Linked DNA regions of Homo sapiens: region 1 is linked to region 2. A link is an interaction called in ENCODE POLR2A ChIA-PET data of the cell type or tissue named here. Cell type or tissue: OCI-LY7. All regions are shown on one strand. Each heading gives the region's core, and the rest is flanking DNA. Links, peaks and the distances in the headings are about the cores only. Region 1 overlaps SOCS3-DT (SOCS3 divergent transcript). Region 2 overlaps CYTH1 (cytohesin 1).

Evidence for each region. Peaks named below come from ENCODE experiments on the same cell type or tissue, not always from the same donor. Only the 100,000 strongest peaks of a DNase experiment are listed, where the experiment ranks them.
Region 1: POLR2A ChIA-PET joins it to region 2 with 13 read pairs; 3 of 35 experiments call an interaction of 5 or more read pairs at or near these places.

What each region holds. Positions count from the first base shown.
Region 1 is chr17:78,363,341-78,378,551 of GRCh38, forward strand. SOCS3-DT (SOCS3 divergent transcript) reads left to right here. Exons shown (of 5, transcript NR_110847.1): 3 at 3,853-3,926; 4 at 5,388-5,553; 5 at 10,435-10,569. It also overlaps the pseudogene RN7SL236P. Among named protein-coding and RNA genes, the nearest start is that of PGS1, 7.7 kb to the right of the region's middle. RefSeq lists enhancers at 99-676, 2,408-2,985, 2,986-3,075, 8,438-9,005, 9,006-9,573 and 2 more. In OCI-LY7, for the core only: no CTCF peak of the experiment used is centred there; no DNase peak of the experiment used is centred there.
Region 2 is chr17:78,751,030-78,767,526 of GRCh38, forward strand. The region is part of intron 1 of CYTH1 (cytohesin 1); the gene reads right to left. Among named protein-coding and RNA genes, the nearest start is that of CYTH1, 23 kb to the right of the region's middle. In OCI-LY7, for the core only: no CTCF peak of the experiment used is centred there; DNase peaks (open chromatin) are centred at 7,962, 8,422, 8,842 and 9,162; H3K4me3 peaks cover 3,071 bases; H3K27ac peaks cover 5,685 bases.

The DNA of each region.
Region 1 (15,211 bases), core at 2,592-10,591, 390 kb before region 2:
TTGTCTTGAAACAGGTCAGCCAGCCACCAAGCTTCTTTTTTTTTTTTTTGAGACGGAGTCCCACCTGTCACCCAGGCTGGAGTGCAGTGGTGCCATCTCGGCTCACTGCAACCTCCGCCTCCCAGGTTTAAGTGATTCTCTTGCCTCAGTCTCCCGAGTACTTGGGATTACAGGCATGTGCCACCATGCCTGGCTAATTTTTTTGTATTTTTAGTAGAGACAGGGTTTCGCTATGTTGGCCAGGCTGGTCTCGAACTCCTGACCTCAGGTGATCCGCCTGCCTTGGCCTCCCAAAGTGCTGGGATTACGGGCATGAGCCATCGTGCCTGGCCTTCCCTTTGGCATTCTAATCTCTCCCATGGTTTCCCATCACTTTCTGGATGAATCCAGACTCCTCGGTGCAGTGTGTGTCCCACGCTGCTCCATGTCAGTTTCATCGGCTGCCACTGCCTCAGCGACTGGTGCCTCGTGCTCTAGCTACATGGAGCTCCAAGCTGTCCAGAAGGTAACGTTCCTCAGTCCTGGGTTTCTGCACATTTGCTTCCCTGTCTGGGGACAAGGAGGGAACTACCTTCCACACCTTGGCTGATTTCTACTTTTCCTTTAAAATTTGGCAGACGGGCTGGGCGTGGTGGCACGTGCCAGTAATCCCAGCACTTTGGGAGGCCGAGGTGGGAGGATTGCTTGAGCTCAGGAGTTTGAGACCAGCTTGGGCAACATAGTGGAGACTCCATCTCTACAAAAAATTTTAAAAATTAGCCGGGCATGGTGGTGCGCGCCTGTGGTCCCAGCTACTCAGGAGGCTGAGGTGGGAGGATCGCTTGAGCCCAGCAGGTAGAGCCTGCGGTGAGCTATGATTGTGCCGCAGCATTCCAGCCTGGAAGACAGAGTGAGACTCTGTCTCCAAAAAAAAGACGGAAAAAGGCAGACACTCTAAACTTCCAGGTAGCTCTTTTTGCATTAACCAAAATGTTCTGACTATATCTCCAGTGAGGATCTTGGGGAAACAGACTATATTTGATTTTTTTTTCTTTTTAAGACTGGAACCTGGTACGTAGAATGAATCTCTAAGTCAAGGATGATGTTGACTTCTTTCCATTGTTTTTAGAGACCACAACCTGCTTTCTTCTAGAGTACTTTTTGGTTTTCCATGCAGGGCTCAGGAGCTATACAGATGGGATAGAGGGTGTGAGTGCTGGGAAGCCCCATCCATGGCTCGCTGGAGATTAGAGGCCTGTTAATCTGAAGACAAAGGAATGAAGACGAAAACGTTTCTGAAAATGTGGGTGGAGACACCTGGGCCTTTACAGGGTACGCTCCAGAGCTGCTTCCAGGCAGGGACCCCGGCTGAGAGAAGCCAGAGCCAGAGAGTCGCAGGCTTGCTTGCTCTTATCTTCCCTCTGCTGGGGGGGTCGAGGGGAGATCTGGCCCCTCTGCTCTGCCCTCCTGATTTCCCGTCTAAGGGATTTAGGAGACTTTTGCCTTTTCCTAATCTCTCCCTTTGCAGAATTTCTGCGAAGTCACAATCCCATTTCCAGGCAAAGGTGCTTGGTCATAAAGATAATAAAGATATTCATTCATGATGGAGGGGAAGTACACAGTGGTTTCAGCTGCCTGTAGGGCTCCACTTACTCATGGTGTGTGACAGATGCTGAGCCCTTCCCCAAATCTCATGGATGGGAAGGAAACCTGGCGCCGCGGGGTGGTCGCGGGAAGCCGTGGCATGGCTTGGTGAACACAGGCTCGCCGACCCGGGGGCGGATGCTGAGGTTGCCATTGTTGGTGGCTGCATCTGCAGTAGACGGGTCGGGATGCCGGCCTCAGACCACAGCGTTGCTAAATGCCAAACCCAAGGCCTCCCCGTCTTTAACACTGCTGGGCATTCTACAGCGCAAGGAGGCAGCTGGGGCTGGACTGCCCAGTGCCTGCCGTTGACTGTGCGTCTTCTGCCTGTGAGCTAGCCTGCCACACCTGGGGATACACGGTGGGGAAATCAATCAGCTTCCCTCCCTTCTAGAGCTTCAGGTCCGGCGTTGGTGTCTAGAGGCAAGGGGAGGAGGCAGGGAGGCCTCTTCTTTTCTGTCCCCCTTTCTCTTGGCCAATTTGGAGGAGATGGTGGGGGACCTGTCTCTCATCTGACCTCCTGGAAGCCCTGCCTGCTGCTCCAGTGTGGCTCTCCCAGGGCTGAGGCCTGGAACCTAGGGCTGGGCTACCTGGGGTGCTCAGCTCTGCCGCACCCCAGCCCTCCTCGGCTGCAGCCCTGGCTTCTTTTCTTACCCACTGGGATGGCCCGTGGGACTAACCTTGCAGCCTGCAGGACTATGGCCCAGATGACCTTTCCGGAGCAGGGGAAGAGTTCACAGGTCTCAGACCAGGTTGACCCCGAGCCCTCTCTTTCCTGCTTCGCATAGGGGCGGGCCAAGGGAGGCAGGGACAATGGCATTCCTGTTTGCAGGCCTTTGTTCCCGCCAGGAGGGCCCCCGGAGCTAATAAAAAGGTTTGTGGCTCCGATGTCTAAGAGGCAGTGGAGGAGTTCTTTCAAGCCTGACATTCCAGGCCCAGCCGGCCTCTGGCATTTCCCAGAAAAACTTCGAGGAGGGGAGGGGAAAGAAAACACTTGAGGGACCCACCCACCTACCCACTGCCCGCCTTCTCGGATTCCTCGTTCCCTCTGGGGATTGGGCTGGGCCGGAGTGCCAGGACCCCTGCCCTGGGGGGCCCATTCCTCCACCCACAGAGGGGCCCTGGGAAGTGTTGAGAGGGTGAGAGTGGGTAAGTGGGGGGTGACTCTAGGAGGGTGCAGAGAGGATGAAATGTTGGGGGCGCAGTGAGAAGAGGAGGAAAGTTTCTTCCCACTTTGTCAAAAAGGAATCCACATCTGCTACAAGTTTGGAGTTGGAGGGTGGGGAGTGAGGAGTTAGCTCCTAGCCAATATCTCCTCTGACCCCAAACCGACAAATGCTGCTCTGTCCGAGGCTGGGGTGGGAAGAGTTTTTATTTGCCCTGAAGCAGCTGCGGGAACAGACATCAGGGCAGCAGGGCAGTTCTGGGAAGTGAGGCTGTGGTGAACCATCTGGGCGGCAATGCAGACGAGGCAGTGCCCAGGACGGGGAGAGCCCGGGAGGGGGCGAGGAGGCCATGCTGTCTCTGGGAGACGTGCCTCTTGGGATGTCCTGGGCCCAGGCGCCCTTGGAGAGGCAGGAGCTGGTGGGGGACCAGCTGAGTGCAGCTGTTCGGCTCGCCCTGCAATACTGCAGTTGGGCTGGCTGCTGGAGCCAAGTGGTCACGGTCAGGTGCCCTGACTCTCCTGGGGCTCTGGGGCAGGTGCTCCTCATGACCATGGTGTGCCTGCAGCCTCTGGTCAAGCTCCTGCAGCCCGGGCGCAGGCTTCCTTCTGAGCCTCTCACCCTCTGGGAAGTCCCTGCCTCCTCCGCAGTGTGAAGCACCCCTGGTATGCACTGTGCCGTGCACTGATTCTTGGGCAAGTTCAAATAGAAAATGATAGGCTGGGTGTGGTGGCTCACGCCCGTAATCCCAGCACTTTGGGAGGCCAAGGCTGGTGGATCACCTGAGGTCAGGAGTTCCAGACCAGCCTGGCCAACATGGTGAAACCCTGTCTCTACTAAAAATACAAAATTAGCTGGGCGCAGTGGCGCATGCCTGTAATCCTAGCCCCTCAGGAGACTGAGGCAGGAGAATCGCTTCAAACTGGGAGGTGGAGATTTACAGTGAGCTGAGATTGTGCCATTGCGCTCCAGCCTGGGCGACAAGAGCAAAACTCCGTCTCAAAAAAAAGAAAAATGTAAAAGCAAAAGAAAAAAAGAAAATAATACCCTCTCTCTGGCTCCCAAGATCCTGAACCAACTTTGAAGGCAGAGAAGTGGGCTAGAAGAAGTGGGGTTGGAGCCTCCACCAAGGACAAGAAGGTGAGACTCTAAGGCGTCTAAGGTGAAACTGGGGCAGCTATCCCCACGTGTTCCTTCCTCCCTCCCCCTTGCCGGCACTGTACTCACTGGGCCTTAGGCTGGTGTTGTTCAGAGTTTCTTAACCTGGAGCATGTGAACTGCCCCTTCCCAGGTTTCATACTCCCCCAACAGCCACTCCCCCGATAATTGCAAACAAAATGCTGGTGGAGGGTCAGGCCCCTGGGGGCTGCAGGACCTGCCTGGAGTCACTTCTTGCCCCTGCAACACTTGTTTTTTGTTTGACACAGTATCAATCTGTTGCCCAGGCTGGAGTGCAGGGGCGCAATCTCAGCTCACTGCAACCTTTGCCTCTGGGGTTCAAGCGATTCTTCTGCCTCAGCCTGCTGAGTAGCTGGGATTACAGGTGCACACCACCACGCCTGGTTAATTTTTTGTATTTTTAGGTAGAGACGGTGTTTGCCATGTTGCCCAGACTTGTCTCGAACTCCTGAGCTCAGGCAATCCACTGGCCTCGCTCTCCCAAAATGCTGGGATCACAGGCGTGAGCCACTGTGCCCAGCCATAACACTTATTTTATACTACCATTTATTCCTTGAGTAGTTATTTATTTATTTATTTATTTGAGACAGAGTCTTGCTCTGTCGCCCAGGCTGGAGTGCAGTGGCACAATCTTGGCTCACTGCAACCTCTGCCTCCCGGTTCAAGTGATTCTCCTGCCTCAGCCTCCTGAGTAGCTGGGACTACAGGCGTCTGCCACCACGCCCGGCTAATTTTTGTATTTTTTAGTAGAGACGGGGTTTCACCATATTGGCTAGCCTCCTGACCTTCTGATCCATCCACCTCAGCCTCCCAAAGTGCTGGGATTACAGGCATGAGCCACTACACCTGGCCTTGAGTAGATATTTATTGAGCACCTGCTATGTGTCAGGGATTGAGTTAGGTGCCAGAAATTTATCAGTCTCGGATCTCATGGAGCTTAGATGTTTTTCCAGAAGGACAAGATTCTTCCAGAATTATATCGGGATTGATTAATTTTGACTGTGCTGCATACTATGAAGAAGTCCCAGGAGCTATGTGAGCCTATTATGGGGAGACCTAATCTATTGGGGGGACAACCAAGGGGGATTCCCTGAAGAAGTAACACACGTAGGCTGATGGGAAGCTGAGGTCTAGAGAGGTCCCTGCCTGGTGCGAGGTCTCCCAGTCAGATCGTGGCAGAGCTCCAGCTGGTGCCCAGGTTGGTTGACTAGACTCCCAGGCTTTCCCCACACACAGGCTCGTCTGGCCTCCCTCCAGGCCACTCGGTGGCATACACAGGGGAGGGGAGGATGGAGAGCTGGCAGAGGCAGGGAGGGCCTGCTGGTGGGACAGGCATTCTCCTGGTGCCACATGCCCGGGCCTCTGCTGCCCACTGTCTTTTCCCATTCACTTCTACTTCACTCTCCCTCTCACTCCCCAAAGGCCTTAGCCCCCTGCTTCCAGCTCAAGCTGAAGTGGCTGTGAGCTGAGCTAAGAAGACCCCACTTCGCCAGGAGGAGTGCCTCACGCCTGTAATCCCAGCACTTTGAAAGGCCGAGGCAGGTGGATCACGTGAGGTCAGGAGTTTAAGACCAGCCTGGCCAACATGGTGAGACCCCTTCTCTACTAAAAATACAAAAATTAGCCGGGAGTGGTGGCGCGCACCTGTAGTCCCAGCTACTCAGGAGGCTGAGGTGGAAGAATCTCTTGAATCGGGGAGACAGAGGCTGCAGCGGAGCTGAGATAGTGCCACTGCATTCCAGCCTGGGGGACAGAGTGAGACTGTCTCAAAAAAAAAAAAAAAAAAAAAAGAGAGAAAAGAACCCATTTAATTCTACCTGTGGGAGGTGGTTCAGGCATTTGTGGAACTTTGCAAATTGAAAACATAGTTTGTGAATACCTAAGACAGCCCCATAGGTCAGCATTCAAAAGGTGCAATCAGGTGAGCCAGAGTCTTCCCCTCCTATTCCCTGGCTTCCTGTGCCACCTGGGGCATTTTTTTTTCTTTTCTTTTTTATAGACCAGAAGATGCAGGCTACTGTGGGCACAATGCCTATGAATTAGCCCTGCTCTGCAAGAAGCAGCCAAAAAAAAAAAAAAAAGATGCAGAGTGGTGGCATGTGCACGGCTGAATGCAGTCTGTAGACGCAGTAGCTGTGTGGCCTATACAGAATTAAAACAATTTTTGAGATAACATTAAAAAAATCTGGAAATTTCACATCTACATTTGAATCTGGAGCTTTCCTTGGAAAAACAGGACACTGGTAGCAGTGGACCACGTTCTGGCACATTCCCGTTGGCCCTTCAGGTGGGGCATGGGCTCCCCAGGTCAGCACAGGCCCACCCTCCAGGGTGACCACCCTCCCCTTCCTTCCCTTCCCTGCCAGGGTCTGCAGGCATTGAGGCAGCAACTCAGCCTGACCTCTGCCTCTCCCAAGCTAAAGGGCAAGGAAGGCTATGGACTTTGGGGCATTTATTTTGAGTCTCTTTCCTAAATTCGAGGAGACTGGAAATAAATCAAGCCTGGCCAGGAGGAGGAGTCCAGCTCTTCCTGTCCCACTGGCCCTTCCCTCTTGGACCTCATCTTAAGCAGGTATGCTTGGCCTCTTCCTCTACTTCACTGTGGGGGCTGGGCAGGGAGAAGCTGCGGGGCGGGGGACCCTGGGATTCCCTGGGACATCACTGGGTTCCCCACGCTGTGGGCTGCTGGATCTCGAGGCCTGCAGCTCCTTGCTCGGGTGGCGCTGGCGACCCGCCATGCCACAAAAGGCTGAGATTCCCCTGAAACCTAGAGCTGCTTTTATCTCTCACTGGTGACAGAGAAACAAACCAGGATGCTCTGCCCAAAAGGCATTTCCAGAAATCTGGGCTCTGGCTTCTTGTTGATCAAATGCCAGAACGTCCTGGGCTTCTTTGTGGCGAGGGAGCCATTGAGCATGGGTGTTTTGTTTTGCAGATGACAAGATTTTCGACACTGAAAAGTTTAAATGATGAATGGAAGAGCTTTGAATGGCTCCCACCCCTGCACAGGGAGGTTGCTGATTCGAGCTTCTGTGTTTGTCAAATTTGTTCCTCACAACTTTCGGCTCTTTTGCACCTCCCCTCGGCTCCAACAGGCTCAGGACCCTAGTCCCAGAAATCCTCATCTCTTCCAGTTTTAGGGCCACACAGGTCTAGCAGAGCCCATGCCAGGTACATGGCTACGGCTGTGGGGAAAGCTGTTTTTTGTCGTTGTTTCTTTTTTTAAGTACAGGGTCTCAGGCTGGGTGCAGTGGCTCATGCCTGTAATCCCAGCACTTTGGGAGGCCAAGATGGGTGGATCGCTTGAGCTCAGGAGTTCAAGACCAGCCTGGGCAACATGGCAAAAGTCTGTCTCTAGAAAAAATACAAAAATTAGCCTGGCGTGGTGGTGTGCACTTGTAGTCCCAGCTACTTGGAAGGCTAAGGTGGGAGGATGGCTTGAGCCCAGGAGATGGGGGCTGCAGTGAGCCAAGATCATTCCACTGCACTCCAGTCTGGGCAACTGAGTGAGACCCTCTCTCAAAAAGAAAAAAAAGAAGAAAGAAAAAACACAGCGTCTCACTCTGTCACTCAGGCTGGAGTGCAAGTGGCTATTCACAGGCGCGATCTCGTTACTGACCTGCATGAGAATTTTCACCTGTCCCTTTTCCCACCTGGGCCGGTTCACCCCTCCTTGGGCAACCTGGTGGAGGCCACCATATTGATGCTGAATTTAGTGCGAACACCTGATTGGCATAGTGCACTGCAGCCGGAATTCCTGGGCTCAGGTGATCCTCCTGCCTCAGCCTCCCGAGTAGCTGAGACTATAGGCACGTGCCACTGTGCACAGCAGAAAACTTTTCTAACCCAGGAGTTGGCAAACTATGGGGCACGTGCTGGAGGACGATTTTTGGAAATAAGGTTTTATTGAATCACAGCCAGGCTCATTCAAATTGTCTGCGGCTGCTTTCACACCAGAGTTGAGTAGTTGCCACCGAGACCATCTGGCCTACAAAGTAGAACATATTTATTTATTTATTTGTGTGGGCTTTTTGTTTGTTTGTTTGGCTTTTTTGAGACAGGGTGTCACTCTGTCACCTAGGCTGGAGTGTAGTGGTGTGATCACGGCTCACTGCAGCCTCCACCTCCCAGGCCCAAGTGATCCTCCCACCTCAGCCTCCCAAGTAACTGGGACCACAGGCATGAGCCACCAGGCTGAGTTCATTAAAAAAAATTTTTTTTTGTAGAAATGGGGTTTCACTATGTTGTCCAGGCTGGTCTCAAACTCCTGGTCTGAAGCCATCTTCCCACTTGGCCTCCCAAAGTGTTGGGATTACAGGCGGGAGCCACTGCTCCTGGCCTAAAATATTTACTATTTGCCCTTTAAGAAAACATATGCTGGCCGGGCGCGGTGGCTCATGCTTGTAATCCCAGCGCTTTGGGAGGCTGAGGTGGGCAGATTGTTTGAAGTCAGGGGTTCGAGACCAGCCTGGCCAATATGGAGAAACCCTGTCTCTACAGAAATACAAAAAAATTAGCTGGGCATGGTGGTCCATGCCTGTAATCCCAGCTACGCTGGAGGCTGAGGCACGAGAATCTCTCTTTTTTTTTTTTTTTTGAGATGGACTCTCGCTCTGTCACCCAGGCTGGAGTGCAGTGGCACAATCTCGGCTCACTGCAAGCTCCGCCGCCTGGGTTCACGCCATTCTCCTGCCTCAGACTCCAGCTGGGACTGCAGGCGCCCACCACCACGCCCTGCTAATTTTTTTTATTATTTTTATTTTTAGTAGAGATGGGGTTTCACCGTGTTAGCCAGGATGGTCTCAATCTCCTGACCTTGTGATCCACCCGCCTCAGCCTCCCAAAGTCCTGGGATTACAGGCGTGAGCCACCGCCACCACCATGCCTGGCCGAGAATCTCTTAAACTCAGGGTGGAGTTTGCAGTAAGCGGAGATCACGCCACTGCATTCCAGCCCGGGTGATAGAGTGAGACTGTCTCAAAAAACAAAACAAAACTTGGCTGGGCTTGGTGGCTCATGCCTGTGATCCCAGCACTTTGGGAGGCTGGGGTGGGTGGATCACCTGAGGTCAGTAGATCAAGACCAGCCTGGTCCATGTGGCGAAATACTGTCTCTACTAAAAATACAAAAAATTAGCCGAACGTGGTAGCGGGCACCTGTAGTCCCAGCTACTCGGGAGGCTGAGGCAGGAGAATCGCTTGAACCCAGGAGGCGGAGGTTGCAGTGAGCTGAGATTGTGATTGCACCATTGCATTCCAGTTTGAGTGACAGGGCGAGACTCTGTCTCCAAAAAAACAAAACAAAACCAAAACGTATGCTGAGCCCTGCTTGGAGGGAAAAGAAGTCTGTCTTGTGCCAGGGAGAGCTGGAGTTAAGGCTTAGTGTTGGTGGGAACAGTATCAGGGACTGTTGGGAAAGATCAGAGTAACAGCTTAGCAGGGAGAGTAGAACTTGGGGAGGTGTTGGAGGGGGATGAAGACAGGAAAAGGGCTGGGGCCTGTGGGGAGACTGGGGGCTCAGGGAAGCCAGGCCCAAAAGGTGGACTGAGCTTTCAGCCTTGCAAACTGATAGCAAACAGTAGGTTAGAGGTCTTCCCAGGAGGCCAGGCCACCCTTGTCCCCACCATTGGTGGAAAAGCAAGACCACAGTGGTTCCCTGTTCCAGCCGGGAGGCCCCAGAGCTCACTGCCTTTGGCCCTGTGTGCATTCCTCACTCCAGCACTGGAGCCCGGTTCTGGGGCCAGATCCTATTCACAGTGCTCAGAGCACACAAAGATTCATGAGCTCGCCTTCTGATGGGGCAGAGACAAAACACACAACAGCAAACGATTAGGTCACTGTAAGGAAGAGGAAGAAACTAAAATCCTGTTATCCGGGTTGGAAAGCTGTTTCTAGGGGAGGGTGACATTTGGACAGAGCTCAGGATGAGATGAGCTGAGGGAAGGTGCTTCTGAGCAGAGGGAAGAGCAAATGTAAAGATGCTGAGGAAGGCCGGGCGCGGTGGCTCACACCTGTAATCCCAGTAGTTTGGCAAGGTCAGGAGTTCGAGACCAGCCTGGCCAACATGGTGAAACCTTGTCTCTACTAAGAATACGAAAAAAATAGCTGGGGGTGGTGGCAGGCACCTGTAATCCCAGCTACTCAGGGAGGCTGAGGCAGGAGAATTGCTTGAACCCCCGAGGCAGAGGTTGCAGTGAGCCGAGATTGTGCCATTGCACTCCAGCCTGGGTGACAAGGGCAAAACTTTATCTCAACAACAACAACAAAAAAGATGCTGAGGAGGATGCGGGCTTGAGAGAAGGCCAGGCCAGTGAGGCTGGACATATGACCAAGGGGAAGAATAGAGGGAGAGGGAGGCAGCCACTCCCAGGTGGGCTCTGAAACCGTCTTTGCAAAATTGTAACTGAGGAAATTATGACAGTAAAAGAAATCAGACCTAATCAACTCCATCTTCTTTTTTTTTTTTTGAGATGGAGTCTAGCTCTGTCGCCCAGGCTGGAGTACAGTGGCGTGATCTCGGCTCACTCCAACCTCCGCCTCCCGGGTTCAAGCGATTCTCCTGCCTCAGCCTCCTGGGTAGCTGGGACTACAGGCATGTGCCACCCCGCCTGGCTAATTTTTTTGTATTTTTAGTAGAGATGGGGTTTCACCGTGTTAGCCAGGATGGTCTCGATCTACTGACCTCATGATCCAACCACCTCGGCCTCCCAAAGTACTGGGATTACAGGTGTAAGCCACTACACCCAGCCCCCATCTTGCTTCTAGCCTTTAAGCAGTCCTTGTGGATTCCTGGGTGTAGGCCGAACTAACTTTGGGAAGGAATTCAGTTCATGGTTTGACTCTGAAACAAAATTGACAACAGCCCTTTCCCGAAAAGACCCCCTTCTTGCCTGGGGTCCAGTCGGCCTTTGCAGGACTAACAAATTAGCTATAAGATTAGAAATAAAAGTTTAGGGTCATGCAGCCTCTGGCTCCAAGAATCTGAACCTCCCCAAATTGCTCCTGGGGATAACATCACTATTGGAAAACCGCAGATCAGTGCGTGAGATATTTTGCAGACTCTGCATTCATGGATCAGCTGACACCACCCAGACCGGTTATCTGGCTCAACCAGTTCTGCCATCCCACCCAGGAATAGAAGATAGCAAGAAAAATTCACTTCAACCTTCTACGATTCCATCTCCAACCTGACCAATCAGCACTCCCCACTTCCCAAGCTCCTTTACTAGCCAAATTCTCTTTAAAAACTCTGATCCCCGAATGCTTGGGGAGACTGATTTGAGTAATAATAAAACTCTGGTCTCCCGCACAGTGGGCTCTGCGTGAATCACTCTTTCTCCATTGCAATGCCTCTGTCTTGATAAATCAGTTCTGTCTGGGCAGCAGGCAAGGTGAACCCATTGGGCAGTTACAGTTTCATCCCATCTCCAGCAAGCAGGCTGCATTCCTTTTAACAAAGAACAGGCTCCTCACAAACAGCTGAACAGCCCCTCGGGACAGTTTCTCATCTCTGGAGGCAGAAGGTGGGCCGGACAGCCACTTCCTCCCTTTGGAATTTGCTAACAGCCCTGTGTTTGGGAGAGACCCTCTCTAGGCAAGCAAGCTAGAGGAGGAGGGGCCTTCCTCTTGTGTTACTGTGATTTTCGGTTGAGGGAGTGAATCACAGGCAGTGAGGCATGGGCTGTTGGCTCAGGATTTCCTGGTGTTTCCTGCCTGGGAGAGCTGCCCCACTCTCAGGGGCAGCAGCCCACCACTCCTTGACGTCAACTCTCCCTCCAATGAATGGGTTTCCTTTTCCGTTTGGGAAGACATGGGATCTGCCGTCAATCCCGTCGACCCTGTCTTTCTAACCCTGGCACCTCCTGTCTGGGAAGGAGCGAGTGCGACTAACGAGAAGGCAGTGGGTGAGGGCAGGAGGGCGAGGGGGACTCAGAGGACAGATGTCTTCTCGCCCGCAGTCATTGAGATGGGCATCCAGAAACCCCATCCACAGCAGTAGTGTCTGACCCAGATTGAGAGCCGGCCACGCAGCTTTGGGACACCCTGAGTGCTCCCAGGCAGGCTCTCTGGGTCACCTTTGTTGTCTGGGAGGGTCTTATCTCCTCTACTTGTTTTCAGTAACTAGCCCAGATGAGACCTCCTGACACGAACAATGCATGTGCTGTCATCCTGTAAATGGAATCATTTAAAAATTGCACAATCTCTGAAAACCATTATTTAACATTTTTGCAACCTCAAAATGTATGTGTCCCCAGCAAAGTCGTGGTTGCCTCACTCTGGTGATAGCTCTGTCTGTTTTAAACTAGCCATGAAGGCCAGAGGCTCTCGATGTGTGGTTTCAGAAGGGACTGGGTCATTCCTTGATGTTATCCTTAGGGTAAATACTTATTAGTGTGACTTACCATGCTATCAATATTGCTGTCTGTTGCTAGCATTTCTTTAAGGTTGGGAATTCCCAGTGAGCCTGTACCATGGCTGTTTGTCTCAGTACCTCGCACAGCAAAGCACCCATGCAGAAAAGCTGCCAGCTCCTTCTAGGATGATAACCAGGCTCCCATAGCCCATGTGGCGCTCACCGCTGAGCATGACGGTGTAGCCATACAGCAAGTGTTTACTCTGCAACAACCGTGGGCCAGGAACAGTGCAAAAGTGGAACCATGCAATGGATGGCCTCATTCTAGTTACTGGAAGTTAGGAAATTTGATGATTCACCATTTCTAACTTGGAAGGGTTGAATCAAATTCCATGTAGTATTAGTAAAGCTATCTAAACGCAAAAGAAAACTTTAAGCCAATCTGAAATACTTGTTGATTGTCAACAATTTGGAAACTCCTTAATGGCACCAAATAACCAACATTAACATTTGGGGGTATTTACTTTCAGTCTTTCTGTGTACATACACGCATTTCCTCTTTCTTCCTCTCCTTTAATGAAATGAGATGGTCTCTACGCTACTCCTTGGTAATTTGGCTTTTACACTTAATGTCATTAAATATTCTTCCAGAACATGTTATTTTTATGATTGTGTGGTCTTCCAACATACCGATGTATCATTATTTAACCAACCCCCCTACCCTGAAGATTTGCTTCCACACTTCCGATATCATGAACAAGGCTGAGATGAACATTCTTGTGGGAATGTGTAGTTGATTTCCCTGCATAATCTGTGGAAGTGGACTTTGGAGTGTTTTTTTCAGTGTGTCCATATCTTTTTTTTTTGAGACTGAGTTTCGCTCTTGTTGCCCAGGCTGGAGTGCAATGGCGCGATCTCGACTCACTGCAACCTCCGCCTCCCGGGTTCAAGCGATTCTCCTGCCTCAGCCTTCCTGAGTAGCTAGGATTACAGGCATGTGCCACCATGCCCGTCTAATTTTGTATTTTTAGTAGAGACAGGGTTTCTCCATGTTGGTGAGGCTGGTCTCGAACTCCCGACCTCAGATGATCCGCCCGCCTCGGCCTCCCAAAGTGCTGGGATTACAGGTGTGAGCCACTGCGCCCGGCCCACGTGTCCATATCATTTTAACCTCACAACACGGCAGACTATGATTATGTCCTACAGCTTTTCCAGTTTCCAGGTCCCAGCCTATGTGGGTCAGCCAGGGAGCTGCATATTACAGATCAGAGATCACCTCTCCTGCCTTTCAGAATGCCACAAAGTTTTCCATTTTAAAATTAGCTGCAAAAAGTGTTCTTGGGCCGGGCGCGGTGGCTCACGCCTGTAATCCCAGCACTTTGGAAGGCCGAGTTGGGTGGATCACTTGAGGTCAGGAGTTTGAGACCAGCCTGGCCAACACGGTGAAACCCTGTCTCTACTAAAAATACAAAAATTAGCCAGGCGTGGTGGCGCACGCCTGTAATCCCAGCTATTCCGGAGGCTGAGACAGGAAAATCTCTTGATCCCAGGAGGCAGAGGTTGCAGTGAGCCAAGATTGCGCCATTGCACTCCAGCCTGGGTGACAAGAGTGAAACCCTGCCTCAAAAAAAAAAAAAAAAAAAAAGTGTTCTTGGTGTATGAGGATGTGCTCCGTCAGCTTTTTGGGCATAGAACTGTGTGTTGCCAGGGGCCAGTGATATCTGTGTACTTGGGCATATCAGGAGGGTGGAAGACTGTTCATCTCACACAGATTTGCTTAGGCTGTTCTGTGCCATGGAGCTGCAGCCTCTGGGGCTAACAGGGTGAAAAATGATTCCTCTCTCAGTCTGGTGGGGATTTTCCGTGGTTCTGTGCACCTTAGTGAGTCAGCGTTAACCAGGTTACAAGACTTTGTACAAGAACAGACTTTGTTCAAGTTTAACACCTTAGGGGTGTTGTACAAGTCTAAAGAACACCCTATCAATTAGAGCCTCAAACAGTAATTCCCTCACTTATCAGTGAGAAGTCCTTTTTTTTTTTTTTTTTTTTTTTTTTTGACGGAGTTTTGCTCTTGTTGCCCAGGCTGGAGTACAGTGGTTCGATCTTGGCTCACTGCAACCTCCACCTCCTGGGTTCAAGCGATTATCCTGCCTCAGCCTCCTGAGTAGTTTGGGATTACAGGCATGGGCCACTGCGCCCAGCTAATTTTTTGCATTTTTAGTAGAGACGGGGTTTCATCAGGTTGGCCAGGCTGGTCTCGAACTCCTGACTTCAGGTGATCCACCCGCCTCTGCCTCCCAGAGTGCAGGGATTACAGGCGTGAGCCACTGCGCCGGCCGAGGAGTCAATCTTGACAGCCAGTGGTCAGGCTCGGTGGCTCATGTCTGTAATGGCAACACTTTGGGAGGCTGAGGCTGGATGATCTCTTGAGCCCAGGAGCTCGAGACCGGCCTGGGCAACGTAGTGAGACCCCCATCTCGACAAAAAAGTAAAGAATTAGCCGGGCATGGTGGCACACGCACTTTGGTGGTCCCAGCACTTTGGGAGTGGTCCCAGCACTTTGAGAGGATCCCCTGAGGCCGGGAGGTCGAGGCTGCAATGCGCCAAGATCGCGCCACTGCACTCCAGCCTGGGACACAGACCGAGACTCTGTCTCAAAACAAACAAACAAAAGCTTTTTTGACAGCTGGTGAGTTGGAGCCAAGCGTGACGGTGCTAGAGCCCCTGCGCCGCATCCTTTCCTCCGCGACCTGTGACGAGTGACTGCAGGAATGCAGGCCACCTGGCGCCCTTACGGATTTAACGGGCCGGCTTCCGACCCCCTCCTGCGGCGCGACCACTGTTCCTCGCCTGTGTCCCCCAGAGGGGAAACTGAGGCTTGGGGGCGGTGCAGC
Region 2 (16,497 bases), core at 4,527-12,526:
CTGGAGTCCAGTGGTGACATCCTGGCTCACTGCAACCTCTACCTCCCAGACTCAAGCAATCCTCCCACCTTAGCCACCTGAATAGCTGGAACCATGGGCGCATGGCGGGGGGACATGGGCTCTATTTTTAGTAGACACAGGGTTTCGTCGTGTTGCCCAGGCTGGTCTCAAACCCCTGGGCTCAAGCAATCCACCTGCCTCAGCCTCCCACAGTGCTGGGATTACAGATGTGAGCCACCATGCCCAGCCAACTGTTGATTCATTAACATTGAACTCATGGCCAACAGCACTGTAACTCATTCCTGAGCAAAGCTTCGCTAACATACTATATTTTCTCCATAAGGCACATCATGGCCTCTTGTACTTAGGAACAATAGACAGAAATTCAGCATTATGATTAGGGGCTATTTTAAAGAGCAAGTCACCAGCAAAGGCACAAAAATACAAAAAAAAAAAAATGTAATGCTAAATAGACCACATAAAGGTCATTTGTTTACAGTATGAGGGCTGAAACAAGAAATCAGTCACCTTGTTTCACAGTGGCTGGAAATGTGTACACTGAGCAAACTGCATTTTTCACTGCTCTGTGAATGTCCAGAAATGACCACGAAAGGACTACCTTTGGACTGATTTGCGGGTTACAAATAAGCTTTAGTGAGTAGGAAAATTCATGAATACAAAATCCACAAATAACAAGGATTGACTGCATAAACGAAGAAGGAATCAGAGTACAGGTATCTCTCTGCTATTGGTTATATCAAATGATAATTTCATCTTTTTTGTTTTTTGTTTTGTTTTGAGACGGAGTCTCACTGTGTCACCCAGGCTGGAGTGCAGTGGCATGATCTCGGCTCACTGCAAACCCGGCTAATTGTTTTGTATTTTTAGTAGAGACAGGGTTTCACCATGTTGGCCAGGCTGGTTTCGAAACCCTGACCTCGAATGATCTGCCTGCCACGGCCTCCCAAAGTGCTGGGATAACAGGCGTGAGCCACCGCGCCCGGCCTCAAATGATAATTTCAAATAGTCTAGTTCAAAGATCCTATTACTGGGAAAGAAACGGAGAAATTTAACCTATTTTACTAATTTGCAACATATTTCCTAGATGTTTGAAATAAGGACTCCTCCATCTCCCTCTCTTCGCCAGTTACAAGGCTGATCATATGATCTCCATGTTCAGATTTCTTTTTCTATTTCTAGTAGGTTTAGAGCTTGTGAGGAAAAAGGGAAATGTTAGTTATTACTCTTTTCCACTGTAAAGGAGTTTTTTAATAAGCATTTTTATAGAGATTTTCATAGAAATTACCTTTAAAAAGTACCTAATTGGAGTAAAATCTCTACTATCAATAAAGAGTACCAGGGCTACAGGGATAAACAATGCTGCCGATCATCTCAGACAGGACAGAGAACTTCTTTTTTTTGAGACAGAGTCTTGCTCCGTCACCCAGGCTGGAGTGTAGTGGTGTGATCTCAGCTCACCACAACCTCCGTCTCCTGGGTTCAAGTGATTCTTCTGCCTCAGCTTCCCGAGTAACTGAGACTACAGGTGCGCGCCACCACGCACAGCTAATTTTTGTATTTTTAGTAGAGACAGGGTTTCATTATTGGCCAGGCTGGCCGCAAACTCCTGAGCTCATGATCCACCCGCCTCAGCCTCCCAATGTGCTGAGATTACAGGCGTGAGCCACTGCACCTGGCCAAGAGAGAGAACTTCAACAACGTATTTCAGTTTATAATCTTAACCATGTAAATATAAGTAAGGTCACACACCTCATATCACAATGTGATTATACAGATTAAATACGATACTGAAAATGTTAAAATGCCTAATTAAATACAAAGCCATAGGTAGTACTATAACGCATGAATTTTGTTGTTGTTTAGTTCAAGACTAGTCCTGCCAAGACATTCATAATCTTGGGAAACAGGACACACAAGAACACATAAAGCAAGAAAAAGTACACTCAGGATTACCAAATCTCCCCCAAAGGTTTACTCTTCCTTTTCCCAAAGTCTTAAGGCACATGTATGAGTGAGTGTAGGGCAGGGTGGGAGAGGGGCACCAGAGTCACCAGGAACATGAGGACAATCAGAGGCAAGCCTCTCATGCCACCCCAGCACAGCTAACAGACTGTCAATAAATGGTCAGGCTGGGCGTGGTTGCTCATGCCTTCAATCCTAGCACGTTGGGAGGCTGAGGTGGGAGAATTGCTTGAGGCCAGGAGTTCTAGACCAGCCTGGGCAATATAGTGAGACCCTATCTCTAATTTAATTATAAGGAAAAAAGAAAGAAAAAATAAAAACAAGTCACAAGGCCGGTGCCACAGGCAAGTGCCAAACCTCCCCAGAAGACTCATGCTCTTGGCCAGGCAGTGGCTCATGCCTGTTAGCTCAACACTTTCGGGAGGATCACTTGAGCCCAGAAGTTTGAGACCAGCCTGAGCAACATGGTCAGACCTTATCTCTACTTAATAAATAAATAAATAAATAAATAAATAAATAAAGATAACAACAAAGAATCGGAGGGCTGCTGACATCCCTAATTACATGGGGTTTGTGCACTGCCCTTAGGGAATCTAACAGTAGATTATAAACATTAACTGAGCAGTAATAACAGTTAGGACAGAAGACAGTGTATAATAAGGTACTAAATGGACTAAATAGGTGATTTGCCATACTCCAATTATGAAAACACCAACTTCTGCAAACTTTAATTACTTTTAACTCCTGCCATCTATCTCATCTGGGGACATCAATCACTGATTCTTTAGAGTAACCTTTAATTAAAATCTTAGTTCCAAAGTATGTTGTCTAGTCTAGTACTTCAAACACCAAAAAACCCTTGCAGAATTGTTCTAAAATGATTTTTAAAATAATCCCTTAAAAAATATAAGAAGTCCCCCACCTCACCCCTTTTTTAAAATGATTCACCACTGAGTGGTAATGACATCATCAATCCAGCGTACTGCAAACACCTGGCTGATGGCATGCTAGGATCCTCTCCTCTAGATACACGTGGAGTAGGGAGGGAGGGTCAAAGTGGCCGTTGTGTGAAGCTATGTCACATTGTGTGTCAGGACCGTCGTGGACAAAGCGACCGGCTACTGAGAAGCAGCGCATCTAGATAAACTCGGAAAGGAAAGGCATGCGTGTGATGCTGACAGAACTTTCCAAGAGCAACTGTCTTCTCTGATCTGCCATGCTTCAAAAACAAACCCTCTTACGCAGATTTGCCCACCCATAAGAATTTATACTTCTAGTTTTTACGTGACTTTCCCTCAATTTTAAGGAAATAGAAAATTGTGGGGTTTTTTGTTTTCTTTTTTTTTTCTGAGACAGGGTCTCACTGTGTTGCCCAGGCTGGAGTGCAGTGGTGCAATCTTGGCTCACTGCAGCCTCAACCTCCCTGGTTTAAGCAATCCTCCCACCTTAGCCTCCCAAGTAGCTGGGACCACAGGTGTGCACCAACGTGCCAAACTAATTTTTTTCTTTTTTATTTGTAGAGACAGAGTGTCACTATGTTGCCCAGGCTGGTCTCAAATTCCTGGGCTCAAGCAATCCTCCTACCTCAACCTCAAAAAATGCTACAATTACAGGTGTGAGCCATCATGCCCAGCCCAAAATTGTGATTTTTAGTACAAGAATATAAAATAAATTTTTGCATTTAGTTTGTGACTGAAGTTTTATGTCACTTTTTTAAGGTAAATCCATTTTTAAATTTATGCAAAATAACATACTTATAAAAATCTTTAACTGCTTTGCATATTATACTTATGTTAAATAAAAGCTCTTCTAAGCCTTATTTTGAAACTAGTTACATATCATTTGTACATTCCATTCCTAACTAACCTCTATTATATTTTATATATAATAAAACATTTTTAAGGGGAAAATGGTCTGTCACACAATCCAGCCATTCCATGTGTAGGTATAACACAAGAGAAGTGAAAACATATCCACATAATGACTCATACATGAATGTTCCCAGCAGTTTTATACACAATAGCCCAAATCTGGAAACAACTCATATGTTCATCAACAGGTGAAGAGACCAAAAACGTGGTGCAGCCATACAGTGGAACATTACTCAGCAATGAAAAGGAACAACTGATACCCCCAACAATGAATCTCAAACATAATATTATTTATTTATTTATTTGTTTTGAGACAGAGTCTAGCTCTGTCACCCAGGCTGGAGTGCAATAGCGCAATCTCAGCTCACTGCAGCCTCCGCCTCCCGGGTTCAAGCAATTCTCCTGCCTCCACCTCCAGAGTAGCTTTCTGTATTTTTAGCAGAGACAGCCATGTTGGCCAGGCTGGTCTCGAACTCCTGATCTCAAGTGATCCGCTCGCCTCGGCCTCCCAAGTGCTGGGATTACAGGCGTGAGCCACCACGCCCAGCCTCAAACACATCATTCTGAGTAAAAGCCAGACATGTATGATGTTGGCAGTGGGTTTATTTAAAAAAAAAAAAAAGGAAAGAAAGCCAGACACAGAATATACATTGTAACATTGTATGATTTCACTTACATAAAATTCTAGGAAATACAAACTCATCTGTAGTCACAAAAACCAGATCAGTGGTTGCCTGGGGCCGGGGTAGAGGGAGGAATGGACAGCAAAAGGACATGAAGCGGCGGCCAGGCTCGGTGGCAGCACTTTGGGAGGCTGAGGCAGGGGGACTGCTTAAGCCCAGAAGCTCAAGACCAGTCTGGGCAACATAAATAAACAATTAGCTGGGCATGGTGGTGCAAGCCTGTAGTCCCAGCTACTTGGGAGGCTGAGGTGGAAGGACTGCTTGAGCCCAAGAGGTTGAGGTTGCAGTGAGCTGTGTTCATGCCACCACACTCCAGCCTGGGAGAAAGAGCAAGACACTGCCTCAAAAAAAAAACAAAACAAAAAAAGAAAAACAAAACAAAAAGGGCCATGAAGCATCTTTTTCAGGTCAAGAAAATATTGTGCTTTATTGTGATAGTGGTTTCACTGGTGTACAAAACTGCTGAATATATCCCATCAAATTGTACACTATTTATTTATTTATTTATTTTTATTTTTTTTTTTTTTGAGACAGAGTCTTGCTGTGTCACCTAGGCTGGAGTGCAGCAGCGTGATCTCAGCTCACTGCAACCGTCACACCCTGGGTTCAAGCGATTCTTGTGCCACGGCCACTCTAGTAGCTGGGATTACAGGCGCCCACCACCACACCCAGCTAATTTTTGTATTTTTAGTAGAGACAGGGTTTCACCATGTTGGCCAGGCTGGTCTTGAACACCTGATCTCAAGTGATCCACTCGCCTCGGCCTCTCGAAGTGCTGGGATTACAGGCATGAGCCACCGCGCCCAGCCAAACTGTACACTTTAAATGGATACCATTTATTCCATGTAAATTATACCTCAATAATTTTTTTAAAACAAGGAGAAGGAACCTGAAAAGTCTGCAGCAAATAGACAAATGGAAATTAATGTGCTCATCATCACCAATTAAAGGTGCTGAAAATGTCAGTTAGTACCCCTAGTTTGCTAATGAGGCTATTTGAAGTCCTTCAGAGAACTGAGTGACACAGTGAGACCCCATCTAAAAAACAAAAAAGAATTTAAAAATCTGTCTATTCAGAACTAAATCATTATTTGAGTGGACTCATCTTCAAAAGTCTTTAACACATTTTGGGGACACAGATGTCTATTAGAAAATACCACTGGGGTGAGAGGATCACTTGAGCCGAGGAAGTCAAGGCTGCAGTGAGCTATGATCATGCCACTGCACTCCAGCCTCGGTGACAGAGCAAGATCTCATTTAAAAAAAAAAAAGCCTTCATAATCACCAGGAGACACAAGGATGCTGAGAGGTTAGGAACACAAAGTTCAACCACTGGCCTATATTCCAATAAACATGGCAAAAATTAGACTAAGATTATTCACAAGGCGGAATTTCAAGGTTTGAATTTTTTTCTTTTTTTTCTTTTTTTTTTTTTTTTTTGAGATGGAGTCTCGCTCTGTCGCCCAGGCTTCCTGGGTTCACGCCATTCTCCTGCCTCAGCCTCCTGAGTAGATGGGACTACAGACGCCCGCCACCATACCCAGCTAATTTTTTCATACTTTTAGTAGAGACAAGGTTTCACTGTGTTAGCCAGGATGGTTTTGATCTCCTGACCTCGTGATCCACCTGCCTTGGCCTCCCAAAGTGCTGGGATTACAGGCGTGAGCCACCATGCCCGGACTCAAGGTTTGAATTTTCAACATAACTTAAGAAACCCTCATCCTTTGGGGGGATGACCGTGAGTGCAGTTTAAAAAAAAGAAAAGAAACCCTCCTATGAATTAAACAGGTCTTGGTTAGAGGTCAAAGTTCTCCTTCTAATTAGAATGTAAGGTACCTGAGAACTCTATTCATGTCTAAATTGCAAGGCCCATAGAGTGTCCAGCTCATTATAGGTGTTCAATAAGTATCTGTTGAATAGATGAATAAAAAACGACCTGGGAAAGAAGCTGCTATAATTTTCCCATTCTAATACATGTAAACACTAGCCGAGGTTCTTAGAACAAAGTTCATTCTGCCAATGCTGAGAGAGGCAGGAAAAAATTTTAATTATATCAGCAACCCAAAAGATTAAAAAAATATTCAGCCGGGTGCAGTAGCTCATGCCTGAATCTCAGCACTTTGGGAGGCTGAGGCGGGCAGACTGCCTGAGGTCAGGAGTTTAAGACCAGTCCGGCCAACATGGTGAAACCCCTTCTCTACTAAAAATACAAAAAAAATTAGCCAGGCATGGCTACTTGGGAGGCTGAGGCAGGGGAATTGCTTGAACCAGGGAGGTGGAGGTTGCAGTGAGCCAAGATCGCACCACTGCACTCCAGCATGGGTGACAGAGCAAGACTCTGCCTCAAAAAAAAAAATTCAAAAAAAAGTTTAAAAAAATAGTAATTCAATGTCAGGAAGGATAAATTAACAAGTATCATCATATACTGGTATGAGGTGTAAACTGATTCACACTTTCTGAAAACCCATTTGGCAGTACATATCAAGAGACTACAAAGTTAAACTCCCTAACCCAGTAAGTCCACTTACAGGAATCTAGCCTAAGAAAATCACTGGAAATGTGAGCAAAACTTTATCCACAAGAATGTTACAGGATTCTTTCTTACAGGAACAAAGTGGAAACTTCTAAATAACAAGACAGGATGATTAATTAAACTATGCTCCATCTATATCATGCTGCCTTTGGCCGAGGCCCCAAGCATCCCTGCATGTCCTTGCTGAGAGTGCCAAACTGCAAGGTCTGTCTTCTTGTAGCTGGCGACATGAAGTTGGTCAAGGAGACTGTAGCATGACATGCCCCCATTGAGGAGAAGAAGCCTGGCCTGTCTATCACTTGCTATAAAAAGTGCTAAGCCCAGGCCCGGTGTGGTGGCTCACGCCTGTAATCCCAGCACTTTGGGAGGCCGAGGCAGGCAGATCACCCGAGGTCAGGAGTTCGAGACCAGCCTGACAAACATGGAGAAACCCCGTCTCTACTAAAAATAAAAAATTAGCCGGGCATGGTGGTGCATGCCTGTAATCCCAGCTACTCGCTAGGCTGAGGCAAGAGAATTGCTTGAACCCAGGAGGCGGAGGAGGTTGCAGTGGGCCGAGATTGCACCATTGTATTCCAGCCTGGGCAACAAGAGTGAAACTCGAAACTCCATCTCAAAAAAACAAAAAAGAAAGAAAAAAAGAAAGGAAAGTGCTAAGTCCTTGGTGGTCCTTGGTTCCTCAGCTGTAGGCAAACCCAATTCATGCATAGACATCATCTGGGCCCATCATGTCACCCCACGAGACTTGAGGTCAGGGGCACCAGCACTTTCATGCTGATATTCCTGCTATTTGCTGTGCGATGTGTACTAATCTGCCTCATTCTGATCCAGTAGGTCTCGTTATCTACTTTCGGCATCCACGGAGTTATGGCATGTGCTTGTGGCCCTAGCTACTCAGGAAGCTGAGGTGGGAGGATTGCTTAAGCATAGGAGATCGAGGTTGCAGTGGGCTATGACAACACCACTGCACTCCAGCCTGGTCAACAGAGTGAGATCCTGTCTCAAAACAGAAAGAAAATTTCCATAATAATAATTTTCTCAATGTTTGCCAAAGTGCTAAAGTAAGAAGGGCACAATTGTAGCCAATCGAAGCCCACTGCCTGAGGTGGCTTCATTTTCAGACTATATGGCAACTGCCCCGAGGAAGGACTAAAAGGTACTCTCCAAAGACACTCTGGGTAAGTGGACGCAGCCTCAGTTCTTCGTAGGTCTCATGCGCCTAGCAGTCTACATCCCAGCGCCAAGCCTCTCTTTCATCCAACGGGGTAGGCAAAGGGGTCTTTTTAGGTTGCTTCCTCACTGTTGTACAGATCAGGGCTCTAAAACTGGCACCTGGCCACTGGCTGCCTAGCAACAGCTGCAACATAAAGAGACGGTATCTCTTAAAAGGAACAAAACAGAAAACCACACAAAGACACATGGGGAAGCTAAAGTGGGTAGGTAGCTATATACTTGGTAGCTATAATAAAGGAGTAAAAACAAAAATCCAAGGTTGGTTATTCTTGCTTCTTTCATCTGTTGAGCCTCTTCTTAAAAACCTCTGTAAGTTCAAAACCCTCCAAGCGGAATACTGAATGGCTTAAAGCAAAACCACATAAATTAGATAGTTACAGCTGAGGAAATGCATTCAACACTCAGCCATCCCTTCCTACAATCATGGACGCACAAATTCTTGTGAAATCATTTTATACACTCAACACGGGAAATGAAGGGAAGCATCTCTGGCCAGGCCAACTCAAGCCAGAGCCTGCCTGTGTGATGTGACCTTGGAGAGAACAGTTAGAGGTTCTGAAGCGTGAGTTTCCACACCTGGGGTCCCCAAATTTAGGGGCATTAGAAGTATATTTGTGTGCATGTGTGTACAAGCATGTGCATGTATGTACGTATTTATTCATTCACTCATTCCTGGATCTGCCCTGGTACGTTTGGTATGGCTAGAGTAAGGAACCAGAATAAATGGCTTTTTTGAAAGATTCCTCCAGGGATTCTGCGGGTTAGTCAAGTATGGGAACCACCATTCTAACCCAAATTTACTAGATTACGAACTTTAAAAGGGAAGGCTAAACAAACCACTTCTGCATGTTCATCTGCCTAGGACATCTGCTACCACAATTGCAAAAGGTGCCCATGTGGAACGGAAAATACATGGTTGAATTTTACAAATTTAGACATATAAAGCTAAAAACTCAAGAAACACTGAATTCCCTCTTTTGACTACTGATGTTTTAATTCTGGCCTCTATCCAAATAGCAGGTTTATATATATATATATATATATATATATATACACACACATACATATATATATGTGTATATATATATATATACACATACATATATATATGTATATATATATACATACATATATATATGTATATATATGTATGTATATATATATACATATATATGTATATATATGTATATATATATATACATACATATATATGTATATATATATGTATATATATATACACATACATATATATGTATATATATGTATATATATAGTTTAAAAGAAAGCAACAACATTCTACTATCTTAAAACCCTCTTTTCTAAACACTAGAAAATCAAAAATCGCATTACAACAGAACTTAAGACTTTTAAATAGAAGTGAAAAAGTAATTTTACACAAAAAGCATCATATACTTATCTTTCTAAAAGTTACAGGTATCAAGTAAGTCTGATGACATCACTTCTCAAAATCAAAATATATCCCAGATGCTCCTCAACTTACAATGGGGTTACTTCCCAATAAACCCATCGTAAAGTCAACCATAAGTCAGAGACAGTCTCTATATATTTTCTTGATAAATGGGATACCCACCTCCCGGGTTCAAGTGATTCTCCTGCCTCAGCCTCCTGAGTAGCTGGGACTACAGGCATGCACCACCACACCCGGCTAATTTTTGTATTTTTTGTAGAGACAGAGTTTCAACATGTTGGTCAGGCTGGTCTCGAACTCCCGACCTTGTGATCCACCCACCTCGGCCTCCCAAAGTGCTGGATTACAGGTGTGAGCCACCGCGCCCAGCCTCGCGATTTCCAAGTTTTCAGTCACATAGCAATGCTACAATAAACACCCTTGTGCACACATTCTGGTACACAACAGCAGTTCCCCACCTTCTGAGTCCCAACTCAAGAGGTTCTTGTTTTCAGATTTCAAGTTTCAGATCTCCAAGGGGAACTAATTCTCACAGGAACTGCTTTTTCTAGTCCTGCTCTAGGCTGGAATGGGGTGATGTGTAACCTATTTTTGTGTTAAAATCAATTGACCTTGGGAACGTGATAATACAGGGAACTAAAAGCACTCACACTACTCAAAGCTTATTAAAACCTCTTTAAAAATCAAGAGGCAGGGGCCAGGCGCGGTGGCTCACGCCTGTAATCCCAACACTTTGGGAGGCCGAGGCGGGCGGATCACGAGATCAGGAGATCCAGACCAGCCTGGCTAACACGGTGAAACCCCGTCTCTACTAAAAACACAAAAAATCAGCCGGGCGTGGTGGCGGGCACCTGTAGTCCCAGCTACTTGGGAGGCTGAGGCAGGAGAATGACGTGAACCCGGGAGGCGGAGCTTGCAGTGAGACGAGATCACGCCACTGCACTCCAGCCTGGGGGACAGAGCGAGACTCCGTCTCAAAAACAAAAAAAAAAGAGTGTTATTTTTAAAAACTTTTTAAAGCTTAAATTCCTCTTATTAGAATGCTATACACACACATTTATACGTTTGAGAAAACAGTAGTCCAAAGCAAGAGCAGGAAAGGGAAAGAACAGTAGTAGTCAGCTAGACATTTGGTTTTGTATCCTTAACATCTATTCTGAGTGGAAATTAAACCAAATGAGCCTTTAACATAAACGTTTGAAAGAGTAACAGCATCTGGCCTGCTTCCTCCATACAATGAGGTGTCCATCATGTGACATGGGGGAAAACAGCAGATTTCTGGAAAAATAATTACCAAATAATGTTGTGCCAACATCTTCTAGAATAATAAACTTCTTTTTCCTATCAAGGTCCATTGTTCAGGGACATTTCCATTACCTGACAACAGGAAAAATTATCTTTACTCTCAGAGTACAAAAACATTCCTAAGAACAGAGAGCAACAACATAACCTTCTGACTCAAGATAGTCTCTGTTCCGGTAATTTGATGACAAATAGTGTTGCTGATCAGCAGAATATAGAGTGGAAAGGGCGGCTTTTTTGCACATGCCTTCCCCTACCTTTGAATTAGGAGCACTCTTCTAAAACTAGAAATGCTTCACGAAGTCAGACAAAGTCTACAAAGTACTGCAATACTTAATACCCATGAGGCACACTTCCATAAGAAGAAAATGATATGCAGGAAGGATTAAACTGCCCATTCTCACAAGAAACATTCCATGGGCAAAGGCACTAAGGTAGATGTATAGATGTAGTCGGCAGGATAATGGTCCCAAAGATATACATGTCCTAATCACTGGAACCTGTGAACATGTTAAATTCCATGGCAAAAGGGGATTAAGATTGCAGATGGAATTACATCTCCTAATCAGCCAACTTTAGAAGAGGGAGATTATCCTAGAGTATCCAAGTGGGCACACGGATTCTTCCAAATGGAAGAGGGAGGCAGGACAATCAGTGTCAGAGTGATGAGAGGTGAGACTCAATCAGCCACTGCTGGCTTTGAAGATGCAGGAAGGAGCTAAGAGCCAAGGAGTGTGGGCAGCCTTTAGAAGCTGGAAAGGTAAGGAAGTAGATCTTTCCCTAGAGCCTCCAGAAAGAAACACAACCCTGCTGAAATACATTTTGGCCCAGTGAGACCCATTCCAGACTTCTGGCCTCCAAACTGTAAGATAATAATGTATATTGTCTTAAGCCACTAAATTTGTGATAATTTGTTATGGCAGCAACAGGAAACTAATACAATGGAAATGTCCGTCCGGCTGCTTTCTGGATGTTTTTAATCTCAAAAAAAGACTTTTGGCCAGGCACGGTGGCTCACGCCTGTAATCCCAGCACTTTGGGAGGAAGAGGTATGTGGATCACCTGAGGTCAGGGGTTCGAGACCAGCCTGGCCAACGTGGTAAAACCCTGTCTCTACTAAAAATACAAAATTAGCCAGGAGTGGTGGCATATGCCTGTAGTCCCAGCTACTTGGGAGGCTGAGGCAGGAGAATCGCTTAAACCTAGGAGGCAGAGGTTGCAGTGAGCCGAGGCCGTGCCAAAAAAAAAAAAAAGACTTTTAATCCCTCTCAAGATACACACATTTATATACACATTTGTCAAACACCTTAATACTTCCTAGAATAAAGTGGATTCACACCACAAATCACCTTACTGTAGGTTATAGAGTAGTCCCTCCTTATCCACAGGGGATACTTTCCAAGACCCCCCACGGATGCCTAGACCACAAATAGTAGTGAACCCTATATACAACATGTTTGTTCCTATACATACATACCTATGATAAAATTTATAAAGTAGGCAGAGATTAATAATAAACTAATAATAAAGAACATTATAATAAATAATAAAGAACAATAAGTTGTTCTATAAAATATGCTGTAATAAGAGTTACGTGAATGTAGTCTCTCAAAATATTTCCTTGTACTATACTCACATATTTTCAAACCACAGCTAACTGCAGATAATTGAAACCATGGAAGGTGAAACCATGGATAAGGGGGAAAGTATGCTAGCCTCCTCTTAAAGAATTTATTTGCTACACTCATCTTTCAAACATAGAATAGGCCAGGCGCAGTGGCTCACGCCTGTAATCCCAACACTTTGGAAGGCTGAGATAGGCACATCACTTGAGGTCAGGAGTTTGAGACCAGTCTGGCCAACATGGCCAAACCCTGTCTCTACCAAAAATAAAAAAATTAGCCAGGCACAGTGGTGTGCGCCTGCAGTCCCAGCTACTCGGGAGGCTCAGGCAGGAGAATCGCTTGAACCCGGGAGGCAGAGGTTGCAGTGAGCCAAGATCCCATCACTGCACTCCAGCCTGGGTGACAGAGCGAGAGTCTGTCTCAAAGAAAAAACAAAACATAGAATAATCATTTTCTTCTTTTTATAAGCTCACAACTAATACCATAAAATAATATTTCCATCTAAATGTCTTTTTTTTTTTTTTTTAAGACACAGTCTTGCTCTGTTGTCCAGGCTGGAGTGCAGTGGCACTATCTCGGCTCAATGAAACCTCCGCCTCCTGGGTTCAAGCAATTCTCCTGCCTCAGCCTCCTGAGTAGCTGGGACTACGGGCGCACCCCACCACGCCCAGCTAATTTTTGCCAGGATGGTCTCTATCTCTTGACTTCATGATCCACCCACCTCAGCCTCCCAGAGTGCTAGGGTTACAGATGTGAGCCACCGCGCCCGGCCTAAATGTCCCTTTTTCAAGATTTGTACTGAAATCTCTGAATGCATAAAAAATGTCTCTATAAACTTCCCAGCAAGTCAACAGTGAGGAACTCACTAACTGGTTATCAACATAAGCAGTTTCAGCAAGAACCAGGCTTATATATAAACCCCAAAATAATGGAAGAATGAAATTAGATGTATGCACGAGGTAAGAGGGATCTATTTTAACTGCAACTCCCAAGTTTCCATGAGCAATTTCAGTGACCTTTGTTTCTATATCAAAAGCAGAGGGAGTGGGGGAGCATGGATTTAATGATTCAGTCAACAAGCTCTGAGAGCCTACAATGTGCCAGGCCCTGTTTCTGGCATGCACATGGGATAGGGGAGAGTAACAAAAGGGATGAAGATTCCTGCCTTGTGGAGTTTCCACTTCAGCTGGAGAAGACTGACCATGCGTAATAAACATAATGAGTAGGTTCCCGGGGGATGAGCATTATTGGGAGTCAAGCAGGGTAAGGGTGGCAAGCAGAGAGGAGGGGGGCACTGGCTGCTCAAGCAAACAGGGGAAGTCTTGTCGAGAGAGTGCGGGAACTGAGCATGAGGTTATTTGGAGGAAAAGCATCCCTAGCACAGTGAATAGCTGGAGAAAGGCCCGAGCTGGGGAGCGTGCCTGGTGTGTACCAAGCACCGCAAGGAGTTTGCTGAGTGCATGAGCAGAGGGGCATGGGTATCCCTGATGGGTCCCAAGGAACAGGAGCAGGATCACCGGGAGGCCCTCCCTGAGGCATCAGTAGACTCAAAGAGAAGCCTTCCTCAGTGGACCATGGAACACACCCAGAAAACGGGGCTCCTTCTAAAGGTAGACCCCAAAGTCTAGGTTGGAATCCCTATTTCTTTTGGGATATCATAAACCCATAAAATAAATATTTCAATTATAATTCTAAAAATCTTTTTAGAATTTAATTTCCTCCATGCTTTGTCACTGCAGTCTGGACACAGAGAAATCGCAGAAGTCTTTGTCAAAGTTAGAGAACAAGTTGAAGAAGTCTCCGTCTTCAATAAATCAGTAAAAGCCAGTGTGGAGTAGAGGAGACAAGCCTGAAGTGGGCTATTCAGAAGTCCAAGAGGGTTTCAATGCCAAGCAAAACAAATGGCAAGCCCTCAAAAGCTGTATCTGACTCTATTTTATTGTCAGTTTGCTGTCCTGACTAAACAGAAGGTTTAGTCAGGATGGTCCCCCAGATGGTCCCCCAGAAGACAAACACCAAGAGGTGCCACAGCACAAGACAGTGGTGTTTCCAGGGCTCCCTGGATGTGCTCCCCAAGAACCAGAGTCCACAGCTGAGCTGAGAGCAGGCAAATGATCACAACTTGATTTTTTTTAAATCCTGCAATAGCATGAATAAAGTGGCACAAATCCAAGTCCTAAAGTCTATTTTTGAACCTGCAAAGCTAGAGGGTCTTGTCTTGAGATCCTTGGTGACCCTACCACAGTACTCACATTCCAATGAGGCCCTGTCAAAAACCAGCCTTAGGCTGTGCACGGTGGCTCAAACCTGTAATCCCAGCACTTTGGGGGTGGGAGGATCGTCTGAGCCCAGGAGTTTGAGACCAGCCAGGGCAACATAGTGAGATCCCATCTCTACAGAAAAAAAAAAAAAAAAAAAAAAGCCAGCCCCTCCTCTAGCAGGAGACAAAGCTTCCAAGTCAGGACTTCGGGCAGGAAGACTCTGGGAGCTGCTCTGTAACTCCCTGGAAGAAACATTATTCTGCTAGTGTTCTCCTGTCTCACTGTTAAATGAGTTCTTTCAGCAGCCTTTTTATTTAGTCATAAAGGGCAAAAAGGCTAAGAGAAGCCATGAAAAGACCCCTGAAAATGGCTGAGAGACAAGCTCAGTAAGATTCGTTAACCTTTACCTGGTTACCTGGATTTCTCATAAATTCTAGTGGCCCAACCACAAAACATGTTCTGGCTCCAGGGAATCATCAAAGGCCAGGCTGAGTAATTCTTGTTGCCACAACATCAAACCCAGTTTACCAGAGTCCCTGGAAGGAAACAGCAGCCCCTAAACTAAATGCTACCCGGGGGATTAAGGAAAAAGATACTGCCTTTACTGCATGATCCTACAAACTCCTCAAATTTCAACCCTAAGATTAACAATGGCTCTTTCAATGTAAATGTGTTTAATAACCAGCAACACAGGTTTAACCAAAACTCTGTCCAAACTATATCAAGATACAAAACTCTGTATCCACTCCCAGAAGAAAGAACGTTTAGAAAGTACATAAATTCATCTCTGAGAGGTCTGAGAAAAAGAAAAAACAATGAAAAGACATAAATAGCATATAAGGTATGTAAAAGTACAAGACATAAAAATGAAGAGGGGGGTGTGAATGAGCAGCCAGTATAGAAAAAGCCCATTCAAAGCATGGCCTGTGCATGGAGCCTGAGAAATCTAGCTTGTGGTGCCAGCTCAACCACTCAGCAGCTATGTCCCTTTAGAATCTCTCTACTTCTCCATTTCCTCACCTATAAAATCAGTACAGTATTTGTTGCCACCCACAGGGTAACTGTGAGGGTTCAATGAGAACTTACGAAAAATGTTCAGCAATGAACTTCATGTGCAGCAAGCAGTTAACTGCTAGTGTGGGAACAGCTAGAGCAGTGACACCTACTCTGGCATGTTCCCATCTCACTTCATCCCAGTAGGTAACTGCCTGTTGGGTTTGCTCAAAAGTACGTCTCAGCCGGGCATGGTGTCTCACGCCTGTAATCCCAGCACTTTGGGAGTCCGAGATGGGAAGACTGCTTGAGGCCAGGAATTCAAGACCAGCCTGATCAACATAGTGAATCCCCATGTCTAAATTTTTTAAAACCATTTTTTTTAAAGTACATCTCACTCAGAACACAGTGAAAGCTGAAAGTCCCCAGGCTCCCATAGCATTTGTTGGTATTTCCACCATAGCAAATTTCCACGTGAACCGCCCTACACTGTGAGCTTCTGGAAAGCAGGGCCTATATCTTAAAATTCTTCACAGCCTGAGCATAAAGCAAATACCCTGACACAAAGAATTTAAAAAGTCTGA